2 separate regions of the Homo sapiens genome follow, and region 2 is linked to region 1. Evidence: read pairs that join two places in POLR2A ChIA-PET (ENCODE). Cell type or tissue: Caco-2. All regions are shown on one strand. Each heading gives the region's core, and the rest is flanking DNA. Links, peaks and the distances in the headings are about the cores only. Region 1 overlaps LOC105378291 (a long non-coding RNA gene). Region 2 has its middle 150 kb from the start of PTPN20.

The links. ChIA-PET counts read pairs that join two places held together with the same protein. Peaks named below come from ENCODE experiments on the same cell type or tissue, not always from the same donor. Only the 100,000 strongest peaks of a DNase experiment are listed, where the experiment ranks them.
Region 2: POLR2A ChIA-PET joins it to region 1 with 11 read pairs; 2 of 35 experiments call an interaction of 5 or more read pairs at or near these places.

The regions. Positions count from the first base shown.
Region 1 is chr10:47,221,499-47,231,510 of GRCh38, reverse strand. LOC105378291 (a long non-coding RNA gene) reads right to left here. Exons shown (of 5, transcript XR_945937.3): 4 at 7,485-7,699; 5 at 2,722-6,775. Among named protein-coding and RNA genes, the nearest start is that of GDF10, 74 kb to the left of the region's middle. RefSeq lists a silencer at 2,525-2,914. In Caco-2, for the core only: no CTCF peak of the experiment used is centred there; a DNase peak (open chromatin) is centred at 6,220.
Region 2 is chr10:47,052,963-47,062,974 of GRCh38, reverse strand. No RefSeq gene overlaps it. Among named protein-coding and RNA genes, the nearest start is that of PTPN20, 150 kb to the right of the region's middle. In Caco-2, for the core only: no CTCF peak of the experiment used is centred there; no DNase peak of the experiment used is centred there; H3K27me3 peaks cover 972 bases.

The DNA.
Region 1 (10,012 bases), core at 1,268-9,267:
AATTAACCTTTTCTTTAAACAAAACAAACTCTTTTTATTATAAAATAATACTCATATAGACAATTTAGAAAATATAGAAAATAAAGAGGAAAATAATAGTTGCTAGTAGTATAACTTTAACAAAGAATAATTTCTTTTTTTTCAGTGCAGCCTCTTTTATTTTTACATAGTTGTTCCCAAATAAATATAGTTTTTATGTTGCATGTCACATTTAATATTTTTGTATCATTGGCATTTTTTATGTCTTCATACATTTTATATTCATAGCCTAATAATATCCCTTATATGGAATACATGTACACCTAGCTGGGGGCATAAAGGTTATTTCTATGTGCTGGCAGGAGAAGGGTTTGGCTTCTGCTGACAACTCTTATAAATAGCAGTGCAGGGCATAAAGCCTTTGGAAGGTGGATTGCTTCTTGGAATAAATTCTCATGAGTGAAAATAATTAGTTGCAAGATACATCTGGGCCTGACACAGAATGCCAAATTATTTTTTGGAAGGTTCATGATGGTTCACACTTTCACCCTCAAGACAGGGAGAACCAGTTCATTACACCCCGCTCATCCCTTGAGTATTCTTCCAGAGGAGAAAAATGACTCTGCAAGAGGCTTTTAATTTTTTGTTTCATTGATTGCTAGTGAGGCTAAACCTTCATTGCGTGTTCTGCAACTGAGTAAATGATCTGCTTCTACTGTGGCCTGTGCATCCACTTCCTGGCTCCGAGCCCTGTTTTACTTCCTCCCAGTCTTCAGCTCTCCAGCCAGATGCCACCCATCCCAGCCCCAGTCTGGGTCAGTGCTCTGAGCACACCCATCCCCACCCAGCTGGGAGACTCCTGCATTGAGATCTGTCCTCCACTACAGCACGACCTCCTGAGAGCAGGGAGACACACAGGGTAGACACATCGTCTGTGCTCAGTGCTGAACCAATCTGTGTCTTCCTCCCAGTGCTATCTGATGAGACTGCCTTTGAACTGTTATTTCCATCTTGAGGTCTTGACTTCTAGGCTCTGATCCTAGAACTGTGGCTGCCACCAGCTACAGAAGTCACCCCAAATGTCTTCCATTTCTTAATAAAGTCATCTTTCTGGGCCTCAGGAATCTCAAATCCCTTCTGTAGAGCCTCCCAGCACAGGGCTGCTAAGAGTTAATTAATCCACTTGGGAAGCCAGTCTGCCCTGGCAGGGTTCAGTCCATGGAGACGATCACATTTATCGTTTAGTTAAAGGCTTCATTTAGCCCCTGCCCTGAGGTGCGCACAGAGACATTTTCTTGGGCAAACTTAATTATTGCATCAGAAGAAAAAACATGTTCTCATGTTAGTTTTGGGGAGGGAGCAAGCGCCAGCAAGACTTCCTGTAATTTTCATTACCAGTAATGACATTTTCCACAATCCTGAATTCATTGGGTTATTTTAATTCTTTTTATATTCTTTGTCTAAATGGTGAAGGAATCTATCAAGGGGAGGCATGATATCACTTTTCATAAACTCAAGAAGTTGTAGGGTATTTTGAAAATCACCTAATCCATGCCTCCACCTTCATACAGCAGAACCATAGCTAAATCCTCTGACAGCTAGAAACCTCCTGAATCAGTCAAGATTTCTAGAGAAATGACTTCCACAGTCTCCCTGAACAAGCTGTTCTGTGGTTTGGAAACTCAGAATCAGGAAGGTCTCCCCAGGTCTGATAATTGTCCTTTGCAATAGCAGTGACAGTGTAAGGCTCCCTTTTATGGGCCGCAGCGTTCTCAACCTGGGTGCACGTGGAAATCACTGGGAAAATTTGAAGGTCCTGATGTCCAGGTCACACCCAGACCAATTAGATCACCTGCCTTGGGGAGGGAGCAGAAACCTGTCTTTTCAATGTCCCTACCCTGGGGGATGCTGATGTGGAGCCAGAGTGGAGACCCTGGCTCCATTTCTGCTTATTTGTCAAATGTCTCACCTGCAAGGGACATTAATGTCCACCTGGTTCATGGTTCCCAGCCCTGCCTGAACAGCAGAATCACCTGGGAAGGTTAAACAACCTATTGGTGCAGGGACCCCACCCCCACTGGTCCTGACTGAATTGATCTAGGGCCTGGCTACTTTTTGAGAGCTCCCCAGGGCTCTCTGTCCAAGTGAGGAAGGTGGCCAGGTCTGCTACCTTGTGTGAGAGGAGCTAAGGCAGACTCCAAGAGACCTTCCCACATGCAAATGCATTCATTTTGCAAGGGCATTAAGAGTCCCTGAGTTCTGCTGTCAGGCCAACGGCGCCTCTAGGACCCAGCGGCCACTCCATGTGGGTTACTCAGAAAGATGATTTCTTATCATTTGGTGCCTGAGAAGGTCCTAACCCCTGCAACCTGTGAATATGAATTTCTAGGCAAAAACAATGTATTCCAGATGTGATTAGGTTAAGGAGTTTGATAAGGGGGATTATCCTGTAGTAACCAGGTATGCCCTAAATGCATCACAAATGTCTTTATAAGAGAGGCAGAGGGAGGCTGAAAACAGACAGAAAAGAAGTGATGTGACCATGGAGATGGAGAATGGAGTGATGCGGCCACAAGCCGAGGAATGCTGGCAGCCACCAGAAGCTCAGCCAGGCAAGGACCTTGGGACCCTGGAAGGAGCATTCCCCAGCTTGTTAACTGTAGAGGGTATCGACTGCAAGTTGTCTAGGTTCTTGGTGTTTTGAACAAAGAATTGAACAAAACACACAGCAAAGCAAGGAAAGACTGAAGCAGCAAAAGTAGAAATTTATTGAAAATGAAAGTACATGCCACAGGGTGGGAGTGGGCCAGAGCAGCAGCTCAAGGGCCTCGGTTACAGTATCTTCCGGGGTCCAAATATCCCCTAGAGGTTTCCCATTGGCCACTTGGTGTTCACCCCATGTAAATGAAGTGGTGGCCGGCAATCAGTCTAATTGTTTTGGAAAGCAACCAGAGGCTGAAGTTACAAACTTACTCTATGCAAACATCTGATTGTCTGCTGCAACCAATCAGAGGTACTTTCAATTATCTATCTGCCTCAAATAATGACAGCTTTGATTATTGCTTTCCAATCTCTCTTTTATTTCTTTTTTCTTCTTATTGCACTGCCTAAGCCCTTTAATGCATTACAGCATTGAAAAGATAAAAGAAGGCATTCTTGCCACTTTTCTGATATTAAAGGGAATATCTTAAACACTTTTACATGTGATTTGCCATAGGTTTTGTTTCTTTATTAAGTCATGAGTGGATGTTGAATTTTATCAAACAGATCTTTGCATCTATAAACCTGAGCATGGACTTTCTCCCTTCGATCTGTTGATATGACACATTACATTAATTGATTTTCAAAATTAAACATCTCACTGACATTCTGGTGGCTTCCTGACCTTGCTGCCTTTTATGGCTCTTCGGGCTTCTACCCTTTTTTTCTGTTCCCATGGGAGTATCTTTGGAAGAGAGTGGCCCTGCTCACACCAGAACTAGACATTACATTTTTCATGACTCCAACAGTGCACTTGCAATTGGGCTTATGTGGATGGACAGGGCTAGATTCCTTCCATCATGCTGCCTTGCTCGACTGTCCGATCTTGGGACATTTGACAGCAAGCCTCTCGGGTCACCCTCAAATCATCTTTCTCCCAGACTTTCTGACAGTTCACCTTATTGTCTTTGGCCTTGAGACCTCTCTCTTCATCATTCTCCTGCATCCCTGATTCTCTAGGACCTCAGTCCTGGGGACCAGGCTTTCGCCTGGCCAAAGAGCACATCCTCCCCTCTGCTCCCCTCCCTGCAGTGCTGGCCCTTCTGGCTGTGCTGTGAGACTGGCCACAATGTCTAATGGGAGCCCCCATTTCTGGGCCTCCTGCTGCTCAGCTTGGTCTTTCAGAGAGCACCCCTCAAAACCCAGAGCACCAGATGGCAGCCACCCCCAGGTCTCCACGTCACCTATGAGAAGCGTTCAGGCCCAGCACACGGCCTGGCCCCGGAGTGGTGCTTAAGAAATGTTTGTTGGTTCTTGCTCTTTCTTATAGCTGAGCCTGGGTCTAGGGATGCCCTCCCTGGCCAGGCATGGCTAAGAGGTGGGGTGAGGGGCTTCATGGGTTCGCCTGTGTCCCCTGCAGCACCCCTCACTGCAGGCTCAAGCTTACCAGGACCCCCACTACTGACTAAACACACATGTTGGATCCTACTATTAAAAGCAGTGAGAATTTAATCCTTCAGAGTTCAGCTCAAGCATCCTTTTCTCAGAAGACTCCCTAACCTCCTAGACTAGGTCACTGGGTCAGTCAGAGTCCCTGCGGGAAACAGATGGTATATTTAAATTGGGTAATTTGATCAGAGTTCAATGAGGGGACTGTCTACAAAGTGTGACTGGTTTAGGTGAAGCCCCTGGGGTGGGGTGGTCCTCTAAGCCAGTGGAGCTACCTTAAGTGGGACCTGATGGAGTGGGGGCAGGAGTGATTCTCAGAACCTTGTGCAGCATGGGGGCTGGGCGGGAACTGGGCCTGCTGCAGAGAATGCAGCGGGCAGGGAGTCAGAAAACCAGTGCCCACATTCCTCCCTGGCTGCCTCCAGCCTCTGGTCTCCAGCTGGCCCTCCTATCAGGTGAATGCAGCTGGAAGGCACGGGCCAGCCTGTAGGGAGGCTCTGCACACTGCACATGTGTGCGATTGTGTGATTGTGTGTCTGCCCCATGAGAGTGTGAGCTCCACGAGGAAGGAAATGTGCACATCTCACTCACAGCACAGCATCTGGCACATTACCAGGGCTCACTAAAAGTCCGCTGACTGGTGCAGAGGTGTAATCAATGGACTGTCCTGGAAGACATTACTGAGGAACCCAAGAGGGACTCATCACCCCTCATTCCCTTGAATACAGTGCCCTTACTGTTTTCTCTTGTCTCTTCATGGAACTTGGGAGGTCCTAGATGAAAGGTCTCAAGGGCAACTCCCACCTCATCTTCAACTCCATGGCTAGAGCATGCTCTCCCCAGCATGGCTAGGGGCCTTCAGCGTGGCTTGACATCCTCCGAACACGTGACTGCTCTCCTGAGATGTGTGGGTGTCTCCTCTGCTCTCATGCTCCAACTTCCCCATGTGCCTTGCTATGGACTGAATGTCTGTGTTCCCCCAAATCCATATGTTGAAGCCCCAAGCCCCAGGGTGATATTATGGGAGGTGGTGCCTTTAGAAGGTAATTACGGTTAGATGGGGTCATGAAGGTGGTGCCTCCATGATGGGATTAGTCCTTACGAGGGGATGAAGAGACCAGAGCTTTCTTTCCCACATGTGAGGACACAGTGAGAAGTCGGCTACCTGTGAGCCAGGAAGAGAGTCCTCACCAGGGACCCACCATGCTGGCTGGCACCTTAATCCCCAACACCCAACCTCCAGAACTGTGAGAAATACATGTCTTGTTTTAGCCTGTAGCCCCTTGGTGTATGGTATTTTGCAGTGAAGACATCTCCTGGAAGCTTCTTTCAGACCCCCCAGCTTCCCTGTCTCTGGCCCTTGACACCACTCTTGAACTTCCCTCCTGTCCTACATGTGGTATCTAAGGAGGAGTCACTGTCCCTTCCGAATGCTGAAAGGCCCTGAATGGTCGGGAGTGGCTCTGGCTTCCAAAAAGTGAAAGTTAGTCCTAGAATGACAGGTGTGGGCTAGAGGGAACAGCCCCTCCACCTTCAGGACAAGTGGGGGCGCTGGCCTTCCAAAGATTCTCTTCAGGTGCAGAGGACAGGCTCATGTGAAGCAGCTGCTGGCTCTTTCCCTTGGTCTGCACGAGGTGCATCCTGCCCTGGGCTGGCCTGAAACTGAGCGCTGGGGATGTGGAGGGAACAGCCTTGAGGGGTTCATGTCTGGTCACCAAAGAGACAAAAAACAAGCTGACAGGATAGGATGGGGGTGTGCAGATGGCCAGGCCTCAGGGAGGAAGGAGTCATGAGGAGGTCTGCAGCATGGGCGGGTACCGGGACTCAGAGGGAACCTGAGCAAAGGGGAGGACATGAGCTGAGTCTAAGGGGACCCCAGGCCATTTTCCACATGCAGGGAAGATGTCGGCAGAAGCCCTGAAGAGAAGCTGTGCCTGCTGAGAACCATCAGACACAAGGTAGACCCATACAGGGCTCACTCAAGGGCATGGTGACCTTGAGGCCCCAGCTTCAGGTAGGTAAGTTGCCTGCATTCTTCTGTCATCCCCGACTCCTCTCATTTGACTAGGTGTGAGTGATAGCATCAGTGTCTCCGAACTCAGGAGATATCACCTGGCCACACATCAAAGTCATGTAGGGAGCTCTGTGAAAAGACACTGGTTTTAGGGCTCCTCCTCCTGAGATAAATATTGACTGGGCTGGGCAGGGGCTGGGAGATTTGACAGTTTTTAAACCTCCTGCAGCTATTTGAGTGTGTAGCTGGGATTTAGAACCACTCGTCCAAGGAATGTCTGCAGAGGCAGGCAAGCTCTTTCTCTGCGTGTCCCAGCCTATTAGCTGCCAAAGATGATTCCAAAGTCCATTCTTTCCACTTTAAAATACAAGATGCTGTTTGATAGATCTCATTTTATGTTTTTCAAAGCAATGGGTTTTTTTTTTTTTTTTTTTTTCAGAATTGAATGACTGTGGTGTTTGGGGAGAAATAAAGGCTGAGTGCCAGCTTTTCTTCCTCCTCTTGGAACTGGTGCATCAGCTTGTGGAAGCATGTGGAGCTTCTGTGGGGTCCTGGGGCATGGACAAGTGGGAATCAGTCAGCTGATAGTTCAGTAGGGTGTAGGGAGTGAAGCTTTGACTGCACCCAGGAGAGCTGTAGAAAAAAGTCACCATGAGATATTAAATGTCATCACTTTCAGATTATTCATTATATATATATAGGAATAATTTTAAAAGCCACTTGAGAGATCAACTGAAGAGGTGTGGACAGAGTTTTATGCACAGAGATACACATATTGAAAACCACCAACTTTTTCAGTAAAAAGAGAAAGCTGCTGTGCCAGATGACAGAATCCAGCGGAGAAAAAAATTTAATGACAGGGAGATCATGGTATAATGCTAAACCAAAGAAACATATAAGCCTACACATAAAGTAGCATCTCAATCATGTAAAATTCAAGAATTAGGCCATAATTTTTAAGTATTTTCAAATACTGCAGCCTTTCAATTATCAGTTAATGGTATTACATATGAGTTATTATTTCTTTCTTATTTATTAGTATTTTTAAAGATTTTCTGTAATAAGAGTGCATTATTTTCATAATCAGAAAAAAATTATAACAAAAATATCATAACAAGTCAGTTAAGTGGCAAGTGGCCAACTGGAGGAAGGGTTTCCACATTTAGCAAATAAAAAGATAGAATGTTCATTGCATTTGAATTTTGGATAAATGACAAATAAATGTTTAGTATAAGTATATCCCAAATATTGCCTAAGCTATACTTATGTTAAAAAAGTATTTGTTACATCTCTGAAATTCTAATTTAATTATGTATTTCTTTAATTTATCTGATAACCCTACCTGGAGGGGAAGGAGAACAGGCCCAGGCCATGTGGGAGATTTCAAGCCATCCTGAGAGCTCCCCGGCTGCCCAAGACACAGGCTTTGGCTGGGCTTCCCTATGTCAAGCGATGGAAGGCACCATCTATGCAGCAGCCATGCTCTCTCCTGAGTCCTCAGATCAAATATCTTCTTATTTCTGGACTTAAGTACAGCTGCTCCAGCATATACACCTACTTCATGCAAATGATAACAATAATATTTATTTGTGTTGCATGCTAACATTCTCAGTGGGCATCATATTACTAATCACATGTGTGGATTTTTATCTCTGATGGGTCACCCAGCAAGTGTCAGATCTTAACACAGCTCCTCTAAGACAGGGTCTATTCTTAGTCCCATTTTGTGGCTGAGGAAACCAATGCTCAGAGAGGACAGAAGCTTGCTGGAGGCCACACATCTGCAGGGTCTGGTCTCAGATCCCACTGCCCTGCCCCCACTGAGCCTGGTGCAGGAAAGCTCTTCTCTGTGCTGTGCTCTGTCACTGTAATCTTGGAAGCAGCCCTGGGAGATGGCAGCCCTGGGAGATGCCTACCATAGGAAAGCTAAGTCCCCTCTCCCCCTCCCCCGACCCCAGCAGGATCCCATTGGTTTCTTCTGATCTTTCTCCCTCCCTCTCTGCCATGAAGGTTTTTGGAATCTGCTGGGTCTGCTAGATCCTCTCACTATCTCTGAACCTCAGACAAATCACCAGAGCTGCCAGTGCATCAATACTCTCACCTAATCCAGAAACATGAACTTGGCTCTCAGTGCAAACACCCTTCCCACCAGGTTGCAGCATTCCCAGGTGACTTTTAAGTGGGTTACAGTGAAAGTTTCTTCAAAAGCATCTCTTTCCCTGCTATCCAGGGCTTTAACTGCTGATTGATGATTTATAATATAACAAACAGAAAAATTTTTTTTATGGTTGAATTTCTGGCTTCAGCTCTTATCAATCTTATATTGTCTAGAAAAAACCAAGATCGTGACTTCTGAGGAAAATCCCCACATACATCTCATTGTACTTATTCCTTGGTGAAATCCTTAAACTGAAGTCTTGTTGTGAATACATTGTTTCTAATTTTTCTTATTTCTTTGAGTCCCTTCAAGGCCTCTCACCAAACCAAATCCTAAAGCTTTCTTGGAAATCCAGAAAATTAAGTGAAACAAGAACACTGTAGAATATATTAAATGGTCTGGCACAAATTAATGAAAAGCTCTTTGCTTGTAAAAGAAAATAAAGATTCAGTTCACTCAAACAAGGAAAGCTCTGTGGGGAAAGCCCACATTTTCCACTTGGCTTCAGCACCTCCAAGTGCAGTGAGTGGTGAGTGAGCAGCTCAGTGTGAGCATGCCACTGTCTACACGGGTGGCATGAGGAAGAAGAGTGGCCCAGCACAAGGCAGGGTCTCTCAACAACGGTAACAGATAGAGAACACCGTGTTCATTTTCTGCATGAGGAGATGGATCCTCCCATGCACAGAGGGGTCCAGCAACATGCCCAGAGTCTCCCAGCTAGTAAATCATGAGGCTGGACCCGACCCCAGACCCTGAGCTTTCCAGCACATGGCTCTGCCTCCCTCATGGGCCAACGTCTCCAAAGTCTAAGGAAGGATCAATCCTTTAAAGTCAGAATGTGCTGCAGTTCAGAGGTTTATGAACCTGGGGTTGGCTCTGAACCATCTCCAGGGCCTGACTTTGGGCTGCCCTGGAAGCTTTCTTGGCACCTTCGGTCATCATTGGGCTAGCCCCCATCATTCCTATCTCCCTCTGAACTGATTCTCTTTTCCAGCTTCAGCATGAGGGAGAATGCCAAGGTCATATAGACCATGGCCAACAAGTAAACTGTGAAGATTTGTCCCCTTTACGGTGTGGTGACGTAGAACAAGTTATTTGACCTCCAGGACTCAGTCTCCTCGTCTGCAAAGTGAGTATACTAACGATCACTTCCAGGACTGTTGCAAAGATTTATGAGACACTGAAGATGTTCAGTAACCTTGTCCATCCTCCAGCTCTTTGCAGGTTCAAATGTTTCGGATAAACCAGACCCTGAATGAGTAGGAGAAGGAACATGTGAAGAAAGCCAGGGGCCCACAACATCCCTCTCTTTGCACAAGGTAATGCAGTTCTACTCCTAAAAATCATCCTCCAATAAAACTGTATCTAGGGTAGAACCTTGACTAATGATACTTGGTATCTCTCTGTGGTCAATGATAGGACTAAGTTGGACATGAGAGATGCTATTCTCAGAATTAAGGGTCAGGGAATACAATGTGGTGACTGCAACCTGGTGCTCAGCTACCCATTAAGAAGCTCTTTAAAAAGTAAAGTCGTGGTGACATTCAGGGATGGTAGTGTGGCCAGTTCAGGTGACAGACACTCAAAGCTCTATGTGGAATAGTGGAGGAGCCTCAAACTGTTCCCTGGCCCCGTCCAGAAGGAAATGCCCATGCCAGGCGCCTTGGGCATGGTGTTCTTGCCTCTCGCCTGGCTCCCCATCCAATCTGCAC
Region 2 (10,012 bases), core at 1,140-9,139, 170 kb after region 1:
ACTGTTTATTCCAAGTAAAACAAAAAGTTGTACAAAATAGGAAATGTGCACTGCATGGTTTAGCTGTGAATAATACGAACATAGTCATAACTATGTAAATACCAAATATTGATTTGGCCAAAAATTAGGCTGTAACTACCATGATGGGGTTGAGACAAACAGAGAGACAGCACGTATGCACAGGAGGATGGTGTTTTTAAAGAGCGACATCCTCCTCTTCCATGGTGGAAGTTCATCCCGTGACATTTAAACTGGAAAATCAAGAAATGGCCTTCTAAACTTGTTATTTTAAAGTCAGGAGGAAAGCACCAGAAGAAACGGCAGGAATTCAAAGTGATTGCCTCTGGGGAACGGGAATCTGGAGTGGGAAGAGGAACGCTGTTTCTCATTACAAACCTTGAAGAACCATTTAAGTTTTAAAACTACATACATATATGACTCTGATAAACATACATTTTTAAAACTACTTACAAAACAGCAAGGAAAAGATTAAGAAGGGTGAAGGCAGCACATTTCAGACTGTTTCAGCGACTTACCTCCAAGTGAGTAAATACATAACTCAGTCTATGCCATTTAGGCATAGACCTAAAGGGGTGGCATCCAGAAATTTCTTCAAAGTCTTACTTATTATCTTTAAAATTCAGGCAGAAGTTTTTACTCTCTTTCATAATACATCCCTGTTTGTTTTTATAGTATGTGGCATACCTGGCAGAAGGTTTTCTTTTCCTCTCCTTTTGCCTTCTTTCTCTTTCCTGAGACACACATCAGGCTGGGATGACAGAGAAAGACATTCTTTCAGTAGAATAAGGTATAGAGGGTGCCCGTAGGATTAACTGGGAAGGGTGAAATATCTGATAATTTTTCAGTCATTACGGACTAGTACTACCAAGGCCCCTTATAGCATCTGCTCACCCCACTGTCTAAGCCTGGTGTCTCTGAGCAGGGAACTCAGGGAGCTTGAAGACTGGACCCCCAGCACAAGGCCAGGGTGGGACCCTCTTGGGATCAGGCGGCAGACAAAGCCCTGGAGGAGGGGAAGGAGATGGAGTCCAAGAAGGAAAAGACATCTCAGTCTTAGCATCAGAAAGACCATGGGGTTGCTCCCAAAGAGTTAGACCTAAAGCCCCACAGCAGAGAAGGAATCTGGGAAGGTGGGCTTCAAGGAAGAAAGTGGAGAATCCCATCCCAATTCTCCAACTCCTCTTGTGAATTCTGGAATCAGTACAGTTGTTATACTCACAGCAAACATCGTTCAGGGTCTTCTTGCACAACAGAGCTTTCAAAAATATGCTGTGATTTCATCAGTTTCCTTTATTGGCCACTGATATGCAAAGTCTATCCTGAGGCTCAGGATCCCCCAAGTTCTCCCAAAGACCCTCGGGCCCCAGTCTAGGAAGCATGGAGATGACAAGTGGAAAACAGTGGCATCACACATGGGACAGATGATGTGATGTTGGCAGGAAAATTCCCTGGGATACGACTTTTGTGGGGGTCTCTCCACGTCCTGCCCTGTTGGAGGCTGGAAGCCTCTGTGCTCTCTACCTCCTGGGGGGGCAGCAGGGCAGAAAACAGAAGGTTCTCAGAGAGTACCCCTGTTCCTAGCTCTTGTTCTTCAAACGTCAGGAAGTGTGTTGGGAAGAAGAAAGAAGTTAGCTGCAGAAGCCGGGAGGGAAAGAGGAAAGATTGTGCAGCCATCGAGGGAGGCAAAGTCCATGGCTCCTGGAGGAGAGACCCTGCCTGGCTAGCTGTCGGTGCTGAGGAAAGCAACTTCTGAAAGCAACTGCTAGAGGGAGGCATGGAATTTCCACTCCTGTGCAGGTTGCTGTGACCTTGGGGTCCAGATGCACGGTGCCCCTGGCCTTGAGGAGACCAGGTAGGCTGTGTTCTCCACATTATAGCCCTAACGGGTGGGTTGGAGGACTTGCTTGCTGCTCTTGTGGGACCTTCATAAGCCCAGGATTCAAAAGGAACCTTCAATATAACTGAGACTGAATTATTTCCAGCCAGGCAGAAGTGCCAGAAATTCAAAGAGTATTTGGGAAGCAAGGCATATGCCTGCCGCTTAAGTTATTCTTGTTGTTTTGAATTATGAACTCCTTTGCTTCAGGTGATGCCCCATCTGGCCTGGCATCCAAGGCAGGTGAGAAATTTCCTCCACCAGGCTTTGCTTGGCCTGGGATGAGGAATTCGACTGGAATCACACTCACTCCACCTTCCCACATCCAGACACAAGCAGTCACCTTTAGGGTTTTGCCTCTCTCTGTTCCAGACAGCTGGTTCCAGAGTCAGCTGTCACAACTGACCCTGACAGCTCTAGGGAGAATTAGCAAGGCAGAGGAAGGGAGTCCTTGGACAGAGAGGAGGGTGGACAAGGAAGAGAGGAGACTTTAGAGACAGGCACATCCCACAACCTCCGGTGTTACCATATCCAGCAGGCTGACTGAGCCGCACTGAGCCCTGGGCAGAAGTGGGTGATCTCTGAGCTGGGGCTGGGTTTCATTTTTCTTGTCTCTCTGAGCTCAGCCACCAGGCGATACCCAAGTTAGTATACCCCACCCACACTGTGGCCGTGTCCCAGTGCTCCAAACGCCACATTGAAGGGAGCTGGTCTCAGACTGCAGAGCTCACATGTGACAGACATAACCAATGGGGAAGAAAGAGTCGTCCCCTCATGAGTCTGAAGCCAGTACCTAAAGGAGAGAATGGGGAGGCGGCAAGGCATGGCCCCACAGCAGAGGTCGGAAGGAAGAGCTCCCAGGGTTAAGAAGCAAAGCCCCGAGACACAGCCACCATTCCCACCACCCCAGCTCAGGGCTACCTTTGGGACCCACCCAAAACTCAGCTAAGGCCAGGGAGGAGGGGTCCTCAAGGACAAGCTGCAGGCACCAAGCCCTGCCATCAGGCACTGGCCAGACTGGAGTGAGAAGCCCTGTGAGCACATACTCGCTCCTCTACTTGTTGGTCTTGGTTTTACGTGTCAACCGAGGAAACAGGGCCAGTGTGTGCAATCGCCTATGGTTGGAGGCGTGGTGGAAGGCGAGCCCCTTCTCCCCAGGCTTTCTGAAACCATGTGGGAGATCTCTACCAGAGTGACACTGCCTGCCTCCCATCCCCACCCCCCACTGCTGGTGGCGATGGGACAGTCCAGAGTCCTAGTTTGGGTAGGACAGAACCATAGAAAGGCAACCCCCCACTCCGGAGTCTCATTCCCTCCTCTCTGGGTCACTTTGACAGTCTTGCCTGCTCCAGCATTCTCTCGGGGCTGTCGGAAAAGTGACAGGGAGTGGGCACAGGGTTAGGGAGGTGAGTGTGGGCCTGCTGCTCCATCGGCAGTGCCGTGAGGAAGCTGCTGCTCCTTCTCCAGTTCTCCATCTCCTGCATTTCACTTCTCAGCTAGATGTAAGTGGAGAAGAGGAATAATGGGGTGTTATTTATGAGTCCCTTAAAACCTCAACAACCCTACCATGTGTCAGACGAGGTGCCTGGAGCTTTGTCAATCCCTCGTGTCATTTTGTGCCATAACTCTCCAGGCGGGAATTATCACCCTGTGCATGTGAGCCTCAGTCTCTGCCATTCCCACCCCTGCGCTCTTTCCTCCACACTGCAAAGTCCCCATCGGTAGCAGTACACTTGTCTCTCAGGGCTTGGGTGAGAAGCCCTGGGAACCTCATTTGGTGGGAAGCTTTTGTCAGCTGCAGAGCATCAAGCAAGCCTTGGGCTCTAGATTTTGCTGTGCCTCGCATTGCTGATAATCCAATGGTGTCTTGCCTCCAGCTCCCGAAGTCCACAGATGTGGCAGCGATCATGGCCCTGTTCCCTGCTCTCCTCAGCCCACACGTTCCCCTTAGATGACTTCATCGGCCACAAGGCTCCAATTACCGGCTCTCTGCTCAGATTTATGTCTCCCGCCCAGGCTGTGTGCAGGGATCCAGGTGCACACATCCAATCCTGTGCACACCTCCCTCAGCCGTCTGACAGCTGCCGAAGCTCCCAGGTCTACATCCACTTGACATCTGCTTCTCCAGATCTGCTCCTCCAGGGTCCTCCAGAACATGGTACTGTCCTTAGACACTGGCCCCTCTCTCAACACCCGTGTCCAATCAGGCTTTGAGTCAGGGTAGGTCAAACTGAGAACTCCTGGCCCTGTTCACATCTCTCTCTGCAAAGGCCAACATGGTTTCTTTGCCCGGGTTATGTGCTAGCCCCTAAACTAGTCTTCCATTCCCACCTTGGCCCCATCAAATCCATTCTGTGTACTACCCAATATAATAGTTCTTAGACACAAATCTGATCATGTCACACAGTCGTTTAAAGCCCTTCAAATCCTCCCAGTGCATTTGGAGGGAAACTGGATGGCTGACGGGGGCCCAGGCACTACAGGGCTGGCTTCTGCCCCTTCTTCAGAACTCCAGCCACAGAAGTCTCCTTTTTGTTCTCAGAAGCACCGGCTCTTTCCCATCAAGGCTCCCACACGTGTGTCCCTCTGCACGGCCTCTCATTCCCACACTTTGCTCAGCCAACTGCGGCCACCTTCAGTCTCAGATGGCATTAGATGGCACTTCTGCAGGGAAGCCCATCGCCCTCCAGATTGACCTGAGACCCCCCGCTCTCTGGAATACAGGAAGACTGAAAAAACCTTACTGTGTTTTGAACTGTAATGTGTTGTTTACACTTGTGTAATGACTTTCTTCCGTGAGGGATTATGGTGCCTTGAATACAGAAATCAGGGCAGCCTGTTTCTCAACTGTGTCCTCAGGGCCTTGGGCAGGTCTAGCATGAAGCAGGGATTAGTAAACATCAATGGAATAGATTCCATGGAAGAGGCTATTAAAATAAGTTGCAAAATACTGAATATATTGGTTTTTTTAGTCAACTATAATTTTAGAGCACCTGTAGGTTCACAGCAAAAACTACAGAGATTTCCCTTATACCCTCTGCCCCACACATGCACCGCCTCCCCCATTATCAACATCTCCCGCCAGAGTGGTGCATTTGTTACAATTGATGAGCCTACAGTGACACACCAGTATCACCCAGAGTCCATGATTAATTTGAGTTTACTCTTGGTGTTGCACATTTTATGGGGGTTAATAATGTCATGTATCCACCATTGTGTCAAGTGAGGGAAGAGGGCCAGTGTGTGCCATCACCTATCATTGGAGGCATGGTGGAGGATGAGCCCCTTCTCAGGCTTTCTGAGGCCACGTGGGGAGACCTCCACCAGAGTGACACTGCCTGCCTCCCATCCCCACCCCCCACTGATGGTGGTGACAGCACGGTCCACAGTCCTAGTTTGGGTGGAACAGGGCCATAGAAAGGCAGCAGCTCCCCACCCCGAAGTCTCATTCCCTCCTTTCTGGGTGAGTTTGACAGTCCTGCCATCCCCGGCACTCTCTCAATGGTATCCACATCGTAGTATCACACAGAATAGCTTCATGGCCCTAAAAAACCTCTGTGCTCTGCCGATGCATCCCTCTGTCCCCCCAACCCCTGGCAACCACTGATCTTTTAATTGTCTCCATAGTTTTGCCTTTTCCAGAATGTCATATAGTTAGAATCATACAGTGTGTAGCCTTTTCAGAGTGGCCTTTTTCACTTAGCAATATGCATTTAAGTTTCCCCCATGTCTTTCCATGTCTTGACAGCTCATTGCTTTTTAGCACTGAATCATATTCCATGTGCCTGGATGTGCCACAGTTTATCCATTCACCTACTGAAGGACAATTTGATGCTTCCAAGTTTTGGCAGTTATGAAGAAAACTGCAATAAACATTAGTTTTGGGGGTGCTGGTTGTGTGGACATAAGTTTTCAACTCTTTGGGGAAAATGCCAAGGAGTGTGACTGCTGGATCCTATGGTAAGAGTATGCTTAGTTTTTAAAGAAATGTCAAACTGTCTTCCAAAGGAAACTGTACCACGTTTCATTCCCACCAACAAATGAGAGCATTGTTGCTTCACATCCTCCCAACATTGGTGTTTCCCGGGCTTTGGATTGTGTTCATTGTACTGGTATATAGTTGGATCCTGTTTTAATTTGCAACTCCATAATGACATATGACATTGAGCATCTATTCAAACACTTATTTGCCAACTTGTATCTTCTTTGGTGAGGTGTCCGTTCACGTCTTTTGCCCATTTTTTAAATCAGGTTGTTCGTTTTCTTATTGAGTTTAAGAGTTACTTGTATATTTTAGGTGATAGTCCTTTGTAAGATGTGTTTTTTTCAAATTTTTCTCCCAGTCTGTGGTTTGTTTTCTCACTATTTCGAATTATATTGACTTGACTTAAGGACAAAAACAACCCTATTTTAAAGAGTTTGTAATGAGAATGAGTACAGCACCTTCTTCCTAGATCTAGAAGCAGTGCACAGCTGTGGTTTCCTAGGCTTTCCTGGCCATTAGATGTGGGTTTGTCAGGAGCCCACACTGGCCTGCTAAGCTGTGGCCACTAGTCCCACGTCTCCTGGGCTAGCTGTACTCTTTTGAAGCCAGTGCCTAGACTAATGCTTTGGGGTAGAAAGGCCGAAAGTCCTCTCACTAGAGACTCCACCTGACAGGCCTCTCTCTCCAGGGAGGAGGTGGTGGTGCCTCAAAGAAGAGGAATTCCCACTCTTGGTCATTCTAGCAAGGGACAGGAAATGAGATTAGTGACTGGGTGAGGCACAGGGACTTATTTGGAGCATTCTCAGGGAAGGGGAAGGCAATCTTACTCCCTGACAGTGAGGGAGGTCATGGGAGAGGCAGCCAGGAAGCCCCCTTGTTCCGGTCCAGGGAGCTCACCCCTGACAGAGGCAGCTGAGAGTTGATATGCCTGGGTTGATGACTCTTGCACCCATTTAATTTAAAGGATAAAGGTAGGCTGCAGTGCTTTGGGGCCAGGCCACTTGGTTTTGTGCTCCTTTCAGGTTTTTTCCACGGGGACTGTTGTGCATCTCACAGCACTCCACGTGCCTAAGACTGCAATTGTGGGTGCATGAGGAAGACAGAGCCCCTCCAACTCTTCCTGCCCAGCCGTTGGTGAGAACAGAGCCAGAGCTGGAGCTGCAGGAGACCTTGGTGCAGTGCCCAGTGCACACTGCCCTACCTGACAATTCTGTTGGGATCTGGGGGACAGCCAGGATCCAGAGGGGCTGGAGGAACAGAACAAGGCCCTGGACATAGGCTGGCCACAGAGCAAGCGCAGCCAAAGAGGAAGTGCTGTGCCTGGTTTCTTTCCGCCCTCCCTCCTCCTTCTTCCCTGTTAACTGTTCTGCTGGGAGCCTCCGGATCATGGATTAGGGATTGTGGTGGGACCCTGTCAGACTCACCATGTTGAAGCAGGTCACCAAAGGTCACACAGTTGCCCAGGATGAGAATGCCTGTGCCCAGGGGTGCATCAGGTAGAGTGAGGAGCTGGGATTGGATCCCTTGGCCAGGCTGCTGCTTCTGCAATTATCCAGCTACCGTAGGACAGGAATAAAAGAAGCCACAGAAATCAAAGAGCTGAGGTAAGCAGGAAGGCAGGGCGAGAAGGGAGGGCCCAAAACAGCCTTTCCCCAAAACAGACTTTGCTCATGATGATGGGAACTGTCGAGTCTTTTGAGGGACCAAAAGGGGGACACAGTAGCAGAGCTGAAGGGCCTTGTCCTCCAGGAATCAGGAAGGAAAGGAAACTAAGGCAGCCAGAGTTTATGGGTCAGTGCTGGGCCCCAAAGCCCAACCGTGCAAAGGGTTTTGGCTCCACCTCCAGCAAAATGATGTCTGATGATGTGTCCCAGGATGGGGTCTCTGCCAGCCCTCCTACTCATTGATGCTCACCCTGCACCCAGAACCACTCAAGAAGCAGCGGGGGTGGGATGAACCTCCAGGATGCCTGCAGGTGGGGCAGATTCAGGGGTGAAATTCAGAACTGATATAAGAAGTAGATTTACCTTGAAGCTAATGATGCTTCCAGCACAGGCCTCTCATTTGTAGGAACCCCTTCCAAAGCCCCAGGAGTGGCTCTAGCAATCAATGTAAGTAAGAAGATAACCTCTCATTCTACTGGGACCTCCCCTGTGTCCCACACAATGCACTCTGCCCCCATCAGGTGGCACTGGAGTGGCCCCAGGCATATGGGGGATCCAGAGAGGTTCAGCTGAGAATATGTTATTTAATCTATAATCTGGAAAGATGCTTTGAAAAGTTGCAATAAAACAAATGAGAAGTTATGGTCTTCCACTTTGGACAGAAATATGATTTTGTCATCCTTAAATTTTTAATTAAGGAACAGAGAAAAAAATTAGATAATGATTAATGGGGCCAGGCATGGTGGCTCTCACCTTTAATCTAAGCACTTTGGGAGGCTGAGGTGGGAAGATCACTTGAGCTCAGAATGTTGAGGCTACAGTGAGCTATGATCACACCACTACACTCCAGCCAGGGTGACAGAGCAAGACCCTGTCTCAAAAAAAAAAAAAAAAAAGGAAAGGAAAAAAGAAAGAAAGAATTTACTGTTAATAAAATTATGTTTTTAAATGTTCATATTTTACCATGAAGAAGTAGAAATAAATGCCTAATAAAAATAATAATCAGGCTCTTGGAATATTTAGTAATCTAATCAAGAGAAGTGAGTCCTATGAAGACATTGGGGAAACTTTTAAATTTATTGATGAATTAATCAAAACTGACAAAAACAAAGAAGACACTAAACATGAATACCATTAAAATGTGGGTCTAGAAGTGTATTTGTCATTCAGAGAGCATTTCAGGTCAATCACCATACAGAAAATTTGACATGCCCTAAAGTCATACAGCTCAGATGGGATAGAAACATGGTTCAAGTCTTCCCTAATTTTTTCAACAATTTATTATAATTTATATGACATTATCAATTCATCATGAAGTTGAAATAAATTTTTCTCAACTACCGATTTTTTCAGAAAATGCTGTTTGACCAGCACTGCCAGAGGAAAGACTGAAATTACCTTTCTATTATGACTCTAGAAAATCATTGTCATATGAAGAGGGAAACAGCAAGTACCTAGCCAAAAATACAAGAAGGAAAATATTACACAGTATGTCTGGAAGCCAGTAAATAATATGTTTTTGCAGAGTTTTGTGATGTTTACATTATTTATCAGCTTTTAAAAAATGTGTAGTTCATTTTAATTCTTGTATCATTTTGAATAAGTATTCACTTTTACACCTAGTTTTGTACTCACAATTTTGTTATCCTTTTTCTTTACAAAGTCCCCTACATTTAATATGGAATCGTAGAAACTAGATGGACTGTGACAGAGGTGGTGACCAGGCATGGGTGCAGACACAAACTCTGCACGGCCTCAGTCACCTTAGCCCAGAAGCCACCTCTAGGCCCTGGGACAAAGAGCCAACCTAACCACCCGCAGGCGTGCAGCCCCACTGGCAGGCACTAGCTCTCCATCCCCCAACACCTCCCCATGGCTCAGGCGCCCCTGATTCAAATGGGGAATGGACTGGCATCTGGTCACTAGATATCTCGTCCCCAGATTAACTTTTGAGTCATTTCCAATCCTGTTCTTTTTTAAAGACTGATGGTGTGTACTTTCACACTCCTGGAAAGCAAATAACATGAGTTTCTGGAGGACAAACTGGCAATACATATTCAAAGTATTCATACTCTTTGGCCTGGCAATCCCCCTTACAGGAATCTATGAATAGGAATGATCAGAAAAACAGACAAATATGTAAGCAAAATAAGGTTCCCACAGCATTGCATGACACAATACCAACAGTGTTAACAGAAAGAAAATCCTTCTGTTATGTCTCTCCCTTGTCACTAGGTATCCACAGCCTGAAGAAATTTACCAACATATTAACTAAAATGCTCTGAGTGGTACAATTCGGAGGATGGTTGTTTTCTTCTTTATGCATTTTGTGTGTGTGTGTAACACAGATGAGTTTATCAGAAGAAAATGCACTTTTAAAATGAAACAGTCGTAGAAGGAAATCAATCAGACACCTAAATTAGGAGGCTGACACAACTGCTCCCAAAGGAATGTCTTAGTACCCCT